Linked DNA regions of Homo sapiens: all the other regions are linked to region 4. Evidence: chromatin contacts called from ENCODE Hi-C or POLR2A ChIA-PET data. All regions are on one chromosome and are shown on one strand. Each heading gives the region's core, a stretch centred on a gene start or an enhancer-like site at or near the end of the contact. The rest is flanking DNA. Distances are from core to core; before and after follow the strand shown. Region 1 holds the start of ESRRA (estrogen related receptor alpha). Region 2 holds the start of NUDT22 (nudix hydrolase 22). Region 3 holds the start of NAA40 (N-alpha-acetyltransferase 40, NatD catalytic subunit). Region 4 holds the start of NXF1 (nuclear RNA export factor 1).

Region 1 (2,768 bases), core at 215-2,714, 1.5 Mb after region 4:
AGGCTGAGTGCAGCCCCTCTCCAGCTGAGGGAGGCTTTTCTGTGGCTGTTTCTCCACCTGCACAGTGGGATGACCGCCTTGGTGTGGCCTCGACTGCCTCTGGTTGGGGAGTTGTGAGGAGCCTTTGGACAGTGGATTATGTGGGTGAACTTTTGCTGCTGTGGTAGGAAAGCCCAGCGGTGATAAAGGGCCAGCTGATGGCTTAGAGTGGGTGGCTGGTCCAGAAGGTGGGCAAACTGCTCGCTACCACCGCCCTAGTTCAGGCCTGCAACCTCTTCCCTAGCCTTGACCTCATCCATCCTCCACCTTAACACTCAGCACCCTTAGAGATGCAAAGTTCCCCAGGCTAACACAGACCTGAGTGCCCTGCGCTACTGCTACCTCGAATCATCTGCGGTTCCTCGAATCACACATGCGGCGCCCCCTGGTGGGGAGACCTTTCGGTTGCTCACTGCCCTGAGCCGAGCTCTGCCCTCCTCCTAGGCTACCAGTTAGGGATCGGCAGGGACCACTTCCTGACTAAGGAGCTGCAGCGATACATCGAAGGGCTCAAGAAGCGCCGGAGCAAGAGGCTGTACGTGAATTAAAAACGCCACCTTGGGCTCGAGCAGCGACCCGAACCAGCCCCGTGCCAGCCCGGTCCCCAGACCCAAGCCTGACCCCATCCGAGTGGAATTTGAGTCCTAAAGAAATAAAAGAGTCGATGCATGGTCCGTGAGTCAGTGCAGGACAGCCCGCGTGAGGCGGACGCACGTGGCCCCGCCCTTCCCCGTGACCTTCATTCGGTCACCGCAGTGACCTTCATTCGGTCACCGCAGTGACCTTGAGCTTTCTCCGTCCGGGCCCTATCGGCCCTACCTTCCGGGACTCGCAATCCAGGACTTATTGCATGTTTTAAGTCGGCTTCACCCACCCCGAGTTCCGCAGCTCTGTGGGGCTACTGGGTCTACGGTTCGAGTGCTCAGTTGGTGTCGCTTTGGGGGAAGGGGGTAGGGGGAACGGGGCAGCACCTCCCTCCTCGCGACGGCGCGCTAGGCTCCGCCCCTCAAGCATAGGTAGCAGGTCCAGCCTCTCCGCTCGTCCCGCCCTTGCGTTTTCATCTGTAAGTGGTCTCTTGGCTCCGCGACTGCAGCCTGCACCGCCTCGCCCACTCCTCTCGCGCGCAGCAAGCCCCGCCTCCTCCGTTACGAAAGAGCGCTTCTGGCCCCACTTGCTCTCGGCTCTATTGTCCCCGCCCTCCGCGTCTCCGGCCCCGCCCCTCCCAGGGGCCGCGTACGCATGTGCGCCGCAGTGGCTCGGCGGGCTGCGGGGCGGGACCTGCACGAAGGCCCGCCCACTGGCGCTGCCGGCTCCGCCCCGACTCGTCCGGGCGCGCAGGCGCCGCCCGCCCCGCTGGTCTGATTAGCATAGGACCCCGGGCCCCGCCCCCTGCTTTGCATGCGCACGGCCGGCCCCACCCCCGCTGTCAGCTGGAGGAAGCGGAGTAGGAAGCGGCCGCGATGTCCTTTTGTGTCCTACAAGCAGCCGGCGGCGCCGCCGAGTGAGGGGACGCGGCGCGGTGGGGCGGCGCGGCCCGAGGAGGCGGCGGAGGAGGGGCCGCCCGCGGCCCCCGGCTCACTCCGGCACTCCGGGCCGCTCGGCCCCCATGCCTGCCCGACCGCGCTGCCGGAGCCCCAGGTCCGGGGGCGGAGGGGAGCGCTGCCGCGGGGGTGGGCGGGCGGGGCGCGGGGGCCATGTGCGAGCGCGGCAGGGAGGCGGGCGGGGCGGGCTGCAGGCGGGGTCCGACTCTGGGGCCAGTCCGGGCCACGGTTGGGACCCAGTCGAGGGTCGGACTGGTCAGGGTTCAGGCGGGATCCGGCGTCCGAGTCCTGGTGGGCCGGCCTGGGGCAGGATCTGGCTCTGGCTGCGGGTCCTGACTCGGGTCAGGGTTGGGCCTCCGATCCAGCCCGCTCCGGGGCAGGGTTCAATCCCGCATTTGCCGAAGTCCCTGGGGCTGGCCGGGGTGGAAGACGGGGAGGGCTCTATGTCTGGGAAGGGGCTCTGAAGACCACGTGGGGGCGCTCGAAGGGGCCTGGGGCCACCCTCCTCTCTGGGTCAAAGGTCATCGCACCGGCAGGGGAGAACTTCCTCCTCCTTGGCTCTCCCCACTTACTTCCTGATAACCTGGTAGAGGTCTCCCGCGGGCGGGGAGGGGGAGGCGTAGCAACTTTAGGCAACTTCCCAAAGGTGTGCGCAGGTTGGGGGCGGGACGCGGCGCCCCGGGAGGTGGCGGCCTCTGCGACAGCGGGAGTATAAGAGTGGACCTGCAGGCTGGTCGCGAGGAGGTGGAGCGGCGCCCGCCGTGTGCCTGGGACCGGCATGCTGGGGCAGGAGGGCAGCCGCGTGTCAGGTGTGAAAAGCTCTGGAGGTGTTTTCATGAGTCCGTGCCTGTGCGTGTGGATGTGGGGAGACCTAGTGAGAGTGTGTGTGATCATGAGCCTTGACTGAGTTCGTGGATGGGGTGTGCGCTCCAGGAGAAGTGTGTGAGCACAAGTGTGAGCAGGAGTGAGCACGGGTTTGGGAAGGCCGGTGCAAGTGTGAAAGCCCTCAGCAGAGAGCGAGCCTGCGTGGGCTTGTGGGGCTCCTGAGCACCCCGGTGAGTGGAGTGTGTGAACTCGGTGTGAGCACGTCCACTGGCCTTGGGTCTGCTCTCCAATGCAGAATACCCAGATGAGGGCAGGGTCTCAGAGGTCCCCCCAACATCTGGAGAAAACTGGGAAGTATCCTGC
Region 2 (2,779 bases), core at 1-2,500, 1.4 Mb after region 4:
TTAACAGGGAGCCACAGGCAACCGAAACAAAGTCTGGGCTTGGAGATCGCTTGGGCATCCTCTGTGGGACCTTTAGAAAGTCTCCCCTTTCTGGGCCGCAGTTTTTTCAACTTACATAAAAAGAGGATCTGCCTCACGGAGGGGCAGGGAGGTGAGTGCCCAGCATAGCGCTGGCCCGGAGTGCACACTCACACCACCAGCTGCACCGTATCCTCCAGGGCTCGCCCTCGGGGTAAGTGCTGATCTGGCTGCTTGGCTGGAGGGGGCGGTCACCAGGCCTGGCCCAGACAAGAACTCTCCTCAGTCTGCTGTGGACATGACAGGGGCTCTAGGCCTTGCTCTCCTCTGTGCATGGGGAGGAAGTGCACTCTGTGCCTTCCTCAGGGAGCGGTGGAGGCAGCCATCAGGGAGGAGTCGCAGACAGGCTCACGTTTCTCTCTGGGCTCAAGCCCCAGCCTCCAAGGCCCCTACTTACCAGCTCCCATGGGAAGCCCCAGCTTCAAGGCCCCATGGCGCAGGGCATAGGACAGAGCCTTGGACAGCTGCACGTCTCGGTCCTGAAAGAACCCAGCGGTGGCCCCTAGTCTCCATGGTGACCCTGCCCTACTGCCCATCCTGAACCCTCAATGACCCACTGCAGAGAGAGCCCAGAGAGAAAGGAGTGCCAGTGGTCTCCAGGAATAGTAGGACCCTTCAGCTCCGCCCCCCAGCAACTCCCAGGGAGCCTGGACTGGTGGGAGGGGGTGGGGAGGAGGCGCGCACCTGTTCTCGGGGTCTGGGAGCCCTTCTACCCCTGGACCCTGCTGCTTCCTGCCTCCCTCCTCCAGAGAAGTTCATGGTTAAGACCTGTGGGGGGCAGTGACGAGGGGGGACTGCTTTAAGGCCCCTTCCACGTCCCCATCCCTCCCAGAAAGTCACAAAGCCTCAGGAAGTGAGCGCTGGGTGGGAGTATACGGCTCATTAAGTTCACCACCCCCAAGTCCCTGCTGCAGAGAGGGAAACTAAGGCCCAGCAGGCCAGACTTGCCCAAGGTCACACGGTCAGCCAGGAGCGCAGGGAGGCCGAGCCCCGCACCCCAGATCGCTGGTGCGCCCCGCAGGGTGGTCCGGGAGGCAGGGCCGACGTGCCGACGGACCGGGCGGAAGCGTCGGGGCGGCGGGGACAAACCTCCAGGATCCTCGACCGCGGCGGACCCGCCAATGAAAAGCCGCGTGGAAAGGGGGCGGGCACTTCCGCTTCGGGGAAGGGGCGGAGCCTGAGGGACCCGGCGGCTGGTGAGCGCCCGCTGGAGGCTGGAGCTTCCGGGCCCTGGAAAGGGGTCCCCGCGCGCCCCGGGTCGGAGGCAGACCCCTGGGTTTGGGGGACATGGGCATTTGGGGCGCCTGAACCCAAGACCTCTGGATGGTAGGGATGCCCGGGCGTCCTGGATACCCTGCGGGACTCGGGGCTCCTGCGGGGAAGATGGCACGTTTTACTGCCCAAGGAGTGGTCAGGGGGGTGGAGAAGCGCTGCGGATACCCTCAGGAGGTCTGCGACAGAGGGGGCTAGCTGCGCAGCCCAGGAGTGGTAGTGGCCCCCCTGGATGACAGGCCTGGCCGTATCCTCCCCCAGAGCTGCCCCGTTCAGACCATGGATCCTGAGGTGACCTTGCTGCTGCAGTGCCCTGGCGGGGGCCTGCCCCAGGAGCAGATACAGGCCGAGCTGAGCCCCGCCCATGACCGTCGCCCACTGCCAGGTGGGGACGAGGCCATCACTGCCATCTGGGAGACCCGGCTAAAGGCCCAACCCTGGCTCTTCGACGCCCCCAAGTTCCGCCTGCACTCAGCCACCCTGGCGCCTATTGGCTCTCGGGGGCCACAGCTGCTCCTGCGCCTGGGCCTTACTTCCTACCGAGACTTCCTGGGCACCAACTGGTCCAGCTCAGCTGCCTGGCTGCGACAGCAGGGTGCCACCGACTGGGGTGACACGCAGGCCTATCTGGCGGACCCACTGGGGGTGGGCGCTGCACTAGCCACAGCCGATGACTTCCTTGTCTTCCTGCGCCGCTCCCGGCAGGTGGCTGAGGCCCCTGGGCTGGTGGACGTACCTGGTGGGCACCCTGAGCCTCAGGTGAGATTCCAGGCTGGGCACAAAGACCCAGACAGCTCAAGGGAGCTGCAGCTCTCCACCCTCCCAATCCTCCCAGCTTTGGTTTCCTCATTCCTTAAAGGGAAAATTGGCCTGGTATTTCTCTGGAAGTTTGCTCAGGGCAGTCCACCTGCCTCCCCACTGACCCCTGCCCCAGTCCTGTGAGAAACTAGAAAACACGGGAGGAAAGATTGGGCACAGGAAGAAGATGCCCTACTCCACCCCTGCCCCCTGTGTATCTCCTTTGAAGCTGGACCTCTGGTTGTCTGTCAGGGAAAGGACACCAGACTCAGGATCACTAACTCTCTTACACTGTGCCACATCAGACCCTCAAGGCCAGCAGGTATAGGCTTGCTGGTCCTGAGATGGGGCAGGGGGAAGAGGTGGGGAGCAGGGGCTGAGCCTGACCTCTCACAGGCCCTGTGCCCTGGTGGCAGCCCCCAGCACCAGGACCTCGCTGGGCAGCTGGTGGTACATGAACTCTTTTCCAGTGTCCTTCAGGAGATCTGTGATGAGGTGAGTGAGGTTGACCTGGACAGGGTGGTAGACATGAAGGGAGGGGGTAGGACTTGCCAGAATTCTACAGGTCTGGGCTGGCAGGAGGCCTGCAGGCATCTGGCCAGCAATGAGGGAAGAAGTTGGCTTTGCAGCT
Region 3 (2,966 bases), core at 21-2,520, 1.1 Mb after region 4:
GTAATCCTAGCACTTTGGGAGGCCAAAGTGGGAGGATCGCTTGGGCCCAGGAGTTTGGGACCAGTCTGTGTAACACAGTGAGACCCCATCTCAACAAAAAATAAATAAAAATTGAGCTGCGTATGGTAGTGCACACCTGTAGTCCCAGCTACTCAGGAGGCTGAGGCGGGAGGATCGCTTGAGCCCAGGAGGTCGAGGCTGCAGTGAGCTGTGATTGCACCACTGCACTCCAGCCTGGGCGACCGCGAGACCCTGTCTCTTAAAAAAACAAAAAGATGGAATAATGAGCAAAACCTGAAAAAGTCCATGAAGCTTAAGTGTTGGGCAGCATTTCACTAATTTTCGTCTTGAAGCATTTCACTAATTTTCGCTCCCTACCTGGGGAGCACTAGGAAGTGAAGACTCTGGCTCCACCCCTGGAGATTCTGGGGGAGGTTGGCAGAGGTGTGCACACTGCGGAAGCGCCCCCGGCGGTTTGGATTCGGGTCACGTGCGGGTCACTCCGGTGTGCTGGGGATGGGTTGAAATTAAAACTTTCCGGGATGCCTGGTGTTCACGCTAACAGCACTGTCCACTCTCTCCTAAACAGTGCTTACGTGCCCGTCTCCCCTCTAAACCCTGAGGTGTGGCGCTGAGATGGCACCTCGCTCCTCTCTGTGCCCCCTGGGCTCAGCACCGCGTAGATGCGAGTTAATTTTTATTGAGAACGTGAATGAATGAGGGGGAATGAATGGTTAGAAGACGAATGAATGAGTAACAGGACTCTGGTTAGAAAAGGAATTTCAAGAGTCAAGATCTGGAAGGTGGGAAAGTTTCCAAAGACTTCCGCTACGCGCGCTAGGGCTCTGGAGGGGCAGGTACTTTAGAGGTCGAGACGCGATTGGCCGCCTGGGAAGGTGGCTGTGCCGCCGGCTGCTACGCGCGGGGCCAAGGAGTCGCTGGCCGCAGGGGAGGTGCTGCCAACCACCCGGCCCCCAGCGGCGCGCGACTCACGGCCTGGGTGAGCAGCCAGGCCTGGCGCCGCCGTTGCCATAGTTACAGACGCAGCCCTGCGAGGGGGCGGGCTCTGGCCGCACGTCATTCCCGGCGCGACGCTCCTCCGCGCTCCCGCCTCCTCCTGGTCGGAGACCCTCGGCCAGCCTAGCGGGCGCTCCACCTGCGCGCCGGCTCACCGCTGCCCTGCGCCGGTTCTGCGCCGGCGCGGTACGAGGGCGCGCGGTTGGGCGGGGGGGGGGGGGGAAGCTGCGAGGCGCATGCGCGTTGCAGGGCCGTCCGCTCTGCTGCCGCCGCTGTTGCAGCCACCGCCGTTGCCGCCTCCCTGCCGGCAAGTGTGTGAAGAAGAAGCTGAGCGTTGTCGCCGCCGCTATGGGGGTGAGTGAGGCAGAGAGAGGAGATGGGAGGTCCAGGGGCGCTCCTCGCTACCCTCGCCCCCTTTGTTCTTAAACCCCCCTCTCACGTGACCCCGACCCCCTCCAGCCTCACGTGACCCCTGACCCCCACATGACCCGACTCCCCCATTCTAAGGGTCCCTACGCTAGGCCTAGCCCGGGAATCCTCTGGAGAGCCCCTGGTCCGGGGCCCCACCCCCTCGGCGCCCCCAGCGTCACGCCCGCCCCTTCCTGCTTCGCGGACCCGTTACTGGCCTCCCCACCACCGTCCCCCGCGGGGACCCTGGGGTTAGCTTCCCGCTCCCCCAGGGTCACTCATCACCTGGCTGTCACCAGCTTCGTCGCTTTTCACATCCGAGGTCAACCCTGGCTTGGAGGGAATTGAGGCCCAGAGGAAAGAAGGCGCCTAGCCAAGGTCATATTGTCGGGGGCGTCAGACCCCACCTTGGGCCTCCCGAATCCCAGTCCACTGCCCTTCCCGTTACTCGAGTCTCAGCGAAGCCGGTTCCCCTACACTCTTTCGAAACCTCTCCACCAGGTTCCTGCTGCTCCTGATAAACACAGCCTTCCTTTCCCATAGACTCCTGCCTTCGACGCCTCCTGGTTGCAATGAAATGGTTCTTACGACCGCTTGGGTTGTTAGGGGTTTTGGTAGTGCAGGTGTTTTTTGCAAGGGGAGGGCTGTGCAGGTGTGCGGGGAAGATGCGGGGAGGCGGGGGCGGCGGCCCAGCCGCGGATGGATATTGACCACTTGTTCCGTGCCGGCAGCCTGGAGGTGCATTTTAGTTTACTTTCCCGGGATATAGGGTAGGGCAGAAGTTATTTGCAAGTTTCTGTGCGTTCACCTTACTAAGTCTCAATTACAGCAGTATCAGTCACCCTCCTAAAAAGATAACGCTTTTCCTAGTATTGGCTGTATTCTTTTTTTTTTTTTTTTTTTTTTTTTTTGATATGGAGTTTTGCTCTTGTCGCCGAAGCTGGAGTGCAATGGCGCGATCTCGGCTCACTGCATCCTCCTTCTTCTGGGTTCAAGCGGTTCTCCTGCCTCAGCCTCCCCAGCAGCTGGGATTACAGGCGCCCGCTACTATGCCCGGCTCATTTTTGTATTTTTAGTAGAGACAGGGTTTCACCACGTTGGCCAGGCTGGTCTCGAACTCCTGACCTCGTGATTCACCCGCCTAGGCCTCCCAAAGTGCTGGGATTACAGGCGTGAGCCACCACACAGGCCTATATTAGTATTTACATGGAATTTCCATCACCTTAAGGGAACCCTGACTTTGGAGCCCGAGGTACCTCACTTCCAGCCCCGTCTTCGCTGCTGGTGGTATAATAGTGTGCCAGTGAGTTGGCCTTTATGTGTTTGAATTTCCTCACCTCTGTAATTGGGATGCTAATACCTCCCCCTTAGGGTAGTAGTGAAGATTAAGTGAGATAATGGATGTAGATTGCTAAGGAGGTGTCTCCTAAGTAGTGGCTGTTATTTTTGTCTGTATCCTCAGCCTTAACTTTACTGATCTAAAATGGATTTGTGCTATTTTTAACCCATTGGGTTTGTCCCTACTGTTGTTAACCTAGTTT
Region 4 (3,013 bases), core at 4-2,503:
GGCTTTTGAAAAATGAAGTAGAAACTGGAATTAGAGAGAAGCAGGATGTAGAAATGTGAGACCCAAAAGTGTAACTGAACACAAATCAGACCTCTGAAAGCCACCTGAAATCTGCCACTCAGTACTTTGTCTATACAGTGCAGACGCCAGTTACAAATATGACCAGTTTAAGGATCCTCTAAAAATTCTCCTTGTTCTCAAACTGCCACTTTGAAGTTTTGTGAGGAGCTCTTCGTTTCCATGGCCAGAAATGTCCTTTAACTCAGGAGACAAATTCTAGACTCAGGCTCTAGTGGCAGTGCCAGGCTAGGGTGCTTAACCAGGGACCCTGGAATGCTCTCCAGGAAGATGACCTTCTGATTCATGCTGTGTAGGACTGGCGTCTTAAAAAAGGTCCCTAACTCCCAAAAGAGGTCTGCCTAATACCCAGCACTCTGTAAACAATGAATCTCAACAAATGACCCTAGGAAAAAAGAACATAGAAGGCGCAGCTAACATTCACTGAGAACTTTCTCCAGTGCCGGCCACTATGCTTCAGGCACTTGATAGGAATGATCTCATTTCCCCTCCCCACACACACTCTTAAGAAATGCTGTTGTTATTCCACATTAAGGGGGTGGAAAACGAGAGTTTTAAATTCACGGTTTCAACCTCCACCACGCACTCCTAACTTACTACAAAGAACTAACACCCAGTGTAGTGTTCAGACTAGAATATCCAGTTGATGTGTAAGTCTCGAATATTAAGCCAAAGCCCAGGCCCGAGAGTTCAAGACCGACTGGACGCAGTAAAAAATAGGGCATCAGGGCAGCCCACGAGCAGGGCACTCACTCACATTAAAGGAAGAGTCAGGCCGCCAAACCTAACTGACAGGCATCAACCACCCACAAAGTTCAAAGGAATCCCGTCACCCTACCCCCGAGCCATCCGCTCCGAGCCGCAGGTCCCCCAACACCAGGATGCCAGCAGGAATCCAGGAGTCAACAACTCGGGTGTCCACCTCGAGTGCCCGGCCCCCCGCGCGCCGCTCCCCGCGGACGCCGGGCCCCTAGCGGCCTCACGCCCCGGGGGCTGAGGCCTAGGCCGGCGCCGCCCACCCGCGCCCCAGATAGCCAGTTCCCGACCCGAAGACCAGCACTTACCGCTGTACGACTTCCCCTCGTCCGCCATGCCACAGCGAAGATCAAGGGCGGGCTCAGGCGCTGGCCGCTACGCCGGCAAACAACCTAACTCCCAAGCGCTCAGGACCGAAGTGTCCCTACGCCGGGCGCCACCGCATTTATACAGCAAAGCACGTCGCGCGCCGCTGACGTCCCAGGCTGTGGGCGGTGCCGCCGCCCGGAGAAAGCGCGGCCCCCTGCGCGTGCGCACACTTAAGGCCGTCGTTCGAGGGGCGGGGCCTGGCCCTCCACGCCCCGCCCAAGACCTGAACTTGCGGAACCCCGGCTGGCAGCCAGCATGTCCCCGCACCTTTTCATCTGTCCGCTGACGCTGCCCTGGCAGCTTCAGAGTTAGTGCTAGAGCACAGTGCTGCCGCCGCAGCCCAGAACTCAGTGAGGAAGGGGGCCGCACAAAGGGCTTCAGAGGAATGGAGACCGCGCCTCCAGGTGGGAGTGATGGCTCAGACCCCTACCGGAATCTAGCCAGTGTTTCAGCTCGGCTCCTTGTCTATACCTCGCTTTCTTCGCCTATAAGATGGATTAACAAATCACGAAGTTGAGAATTAGAATGTGAGCTCGAACGTTGACTAATTAAGGGCTTTTTTTCCTCGAGGGCTTGACTCGGCAGGTACTATGCCTGGCACATGGTAAAAACTCAACATATATTTGTGAAATAAATGAATTTGTGTTATGAATTTCCCCCACCCCGCCCCGCCCTGAGTTGCTGAGTCAAATGATACGACATCTGTCAGGGGTTTGGCGAGCATTGTCTTCACAGACCTTCCATCAATGGCGTCCCCTACTAGAAACCCATCGTGTCAACGGGGCAGACAGTGAAGCTCACCAGCAGTGGCAACTTGCTGGAGATGCCGAGGAGGACATTTTAAAATATCAGGGCCTTGGGCTCTCCTAGACCCCCAAAAGCACCACCACCAGCCCCTGACTGTTGTCTCTATAGCTTCAACTTCCTTTGGAATGTATGAGACAGGGGCACTCGAGTGACCTCAGAATGTGGTTGTGAGTCTCGGTCAGGAAGAACAAAGCACACTAATCTCCCTGGACGGTGGGTATTCTGGGCAGGTGTCTCCATTCTCTGTGACTGGCTTTGATTTGGTGAAGTGCTTGGAGGGAATCAAAAGCCTCAACTGGAGTTGGGAACAAATTCTTCACCTTCCACTCCTGGAAGCAGGCAGAGCTTCTGCCTCGCTTAGCTCAAGGAAGAATTACGGCCAAATAGTTGGAGGATACAGATGAAACAGGTCCAAACACTGCTTGAGATAGTCCTGGAAGTTGCCCCCAATCAGGGACCCCCTCTGGGATCCTGCTCCCCTGTGTGAAAGGAAGTTTCCACGCTAATGAAGTGTTGCAACACTTGGTTCTCCCCTGCCTAGAGGCAGCTGTGTGTCAGAGCCCAAAATAGCCTGTGTCAGCAGTGATACCTGGCAGAGCCATTAGCCCAACCCTTTCAGTTCTGGTACTGGGCAGTGGGCTCTCTCCACTCGCTGCCTAGGCCCTTCGACGCTCCCACCCAGAAATGATGACATGGCTAGTGAGGCTGACAGTCTTGCTGTAATTGGGAGAAAACGAGCTGCAGCACATTTGGCAGATTGAGTCACCAGCAGCCAATGTCAGGGGTTGTGCAGGCAGCTGAAGGGCTCAGGGCTCCCTGCCTCACATGGTGAAAGAGGAAGAAAGAGGTCAATTGGGAAAATTGGTCCCTGGGGCTGCTTCCTCTCTTCACTCACAGGAAGGTGGGTAAGGGCATCATCTCCCTTTGCTGCCAACGCTTCCTTTGGGAGAGGCTGGAGAGGGTTTATAAAAATCTCCTAGTGGAAACAACCTCCCCCACTGGC

What was found. Hi-C counts contacts between places; a loop is a spot of excess contacts on that map. ChIA-PET counts read pairs that join two places held with the same protein, here RNA polymerase II (POLR2A). Pooled maps may share reads with other maps.
Region 1: a pooled map shows a loop between it and region 4 (8-fold over the local background). The contact joins the promoter of ESRRA here to the promoter of NXF1 in region 4. A Hi-C loop is called at or near these places in 5 of 50 pooled maps. POLR2A ChIA-PET finds 5 or more read pairs at or near these places in 3 of 52 experiments (A673, activated CD8-positive, alpha-beta memory T cell and activated T-cell).
Region 2: a pooled map shows a loop between it and region 4 (4-fold over the local background). The contact joins the promoter of NUDT22 here to the promoter of NXF1 in region 4. A Hi-C loop is called at or near these places in 1 of 50 pooled maps. POLR2A ChIA-PET finds 5 or more read pairs at or near these places in 2 of 52 experiments (MCF 10A and naive thymus-derived CD4-positive, alpha-beta T cell).
Region 3: a map with no recorded cell type shows a loop between it and region 4 (20-fold over the local background). The contact joins the promoter of NAA40 here to the promoter of NXF1 in region 4. A Hi-C loop is called at or near these places in 3 of 37 single-sample maps with no recorded cell type and 6 of 50 pooled maps.

The regions. Positions count from the first base shown.
Region 1 is chr11:64,304,060-64,306,827 of GRCh38, forward strand. ESRRA (estrogen related receptor alpha) reads left to right here and starts at 1,465. Exons shown (of 7, transcript NM_004451.5): 1 at 1,465-1,677. It overlaps CATSPERZ (catsper channel auxiliary subunit zeta), which reads left to right. Exons shown (of 5, transcript NM_001039496.2): 5 at 484-711. The coding sequence ends at 587. KCNK4-CATSPERZ (KCNK4-CATSPERZ readthrough (NMD candidate)) reads left to right here. Exons shown (of 11, transcript NR_133662.1): 11 at 484-710. RefSeq lists a silencer at 1,172-1,681 and an enhancer at 2,092-2,161.
Region 2 is chr11:64,225,024-64,227,802 of GRCh38, forward strand. It overlaps NUDT22 (nudix hydrolase 22), which reads left to right and starts at 1,251. Exons shown (of 6, transcript NM_032344.4): 1 at 1,251-1,404; 2 at 1,612-2,109; 3 at 2,545-2,643. The coding sequence starts at 1,630. It overlaps TRPT1 (tRNA phosphotransferase 1), which reads right to left and starts at 1,163. Exons shown (of 8, transcript NM_001033678.4): 1 at 1,027-1,163; 2 at 763-846; 3 at 476-557. The coding sequence starts at 837. RefSeq lists enhancers at 69-791, 1,392-1,911, 1,912-2,429 and a silencer at 957-1,366.
Region 3 is chr11:63,937,732-63,940,697 of GRCh38, forward strand. NAA40 (N-alpha-acetyltransferase 40, NatD catalytic subunit) reads left to right here and starts at 1,271. Exons shown (of 8, transcript NM_024771.4): 1 at 1,271-1,371. The coding sequence starts at 1,366. RefSeq lists enhancers at 274-774, 1,013-1,152 and silencers at 873-922, 1,183-1,262, 1,192-1,377.
Region 4 is chr11:62,804,187-62,807,199 of GRCh38, forward strand. NXF1 (nuclear RNA export factor 1) reads right to left here and starts at 1,254. Exons shown (of 21, transcript NM_006362.5): 1 at 1,143-1,254. The coding sequence starts at 1,170. It overlaps STX5 (syntaxin 5), which reads right to left. Exons shown (of 11, transcript NM_003164.5): 11 at 2,674-3,013. RefSeq lists enhancers at 1,047-1,546, 1,513-1,702, 1,723-1,772.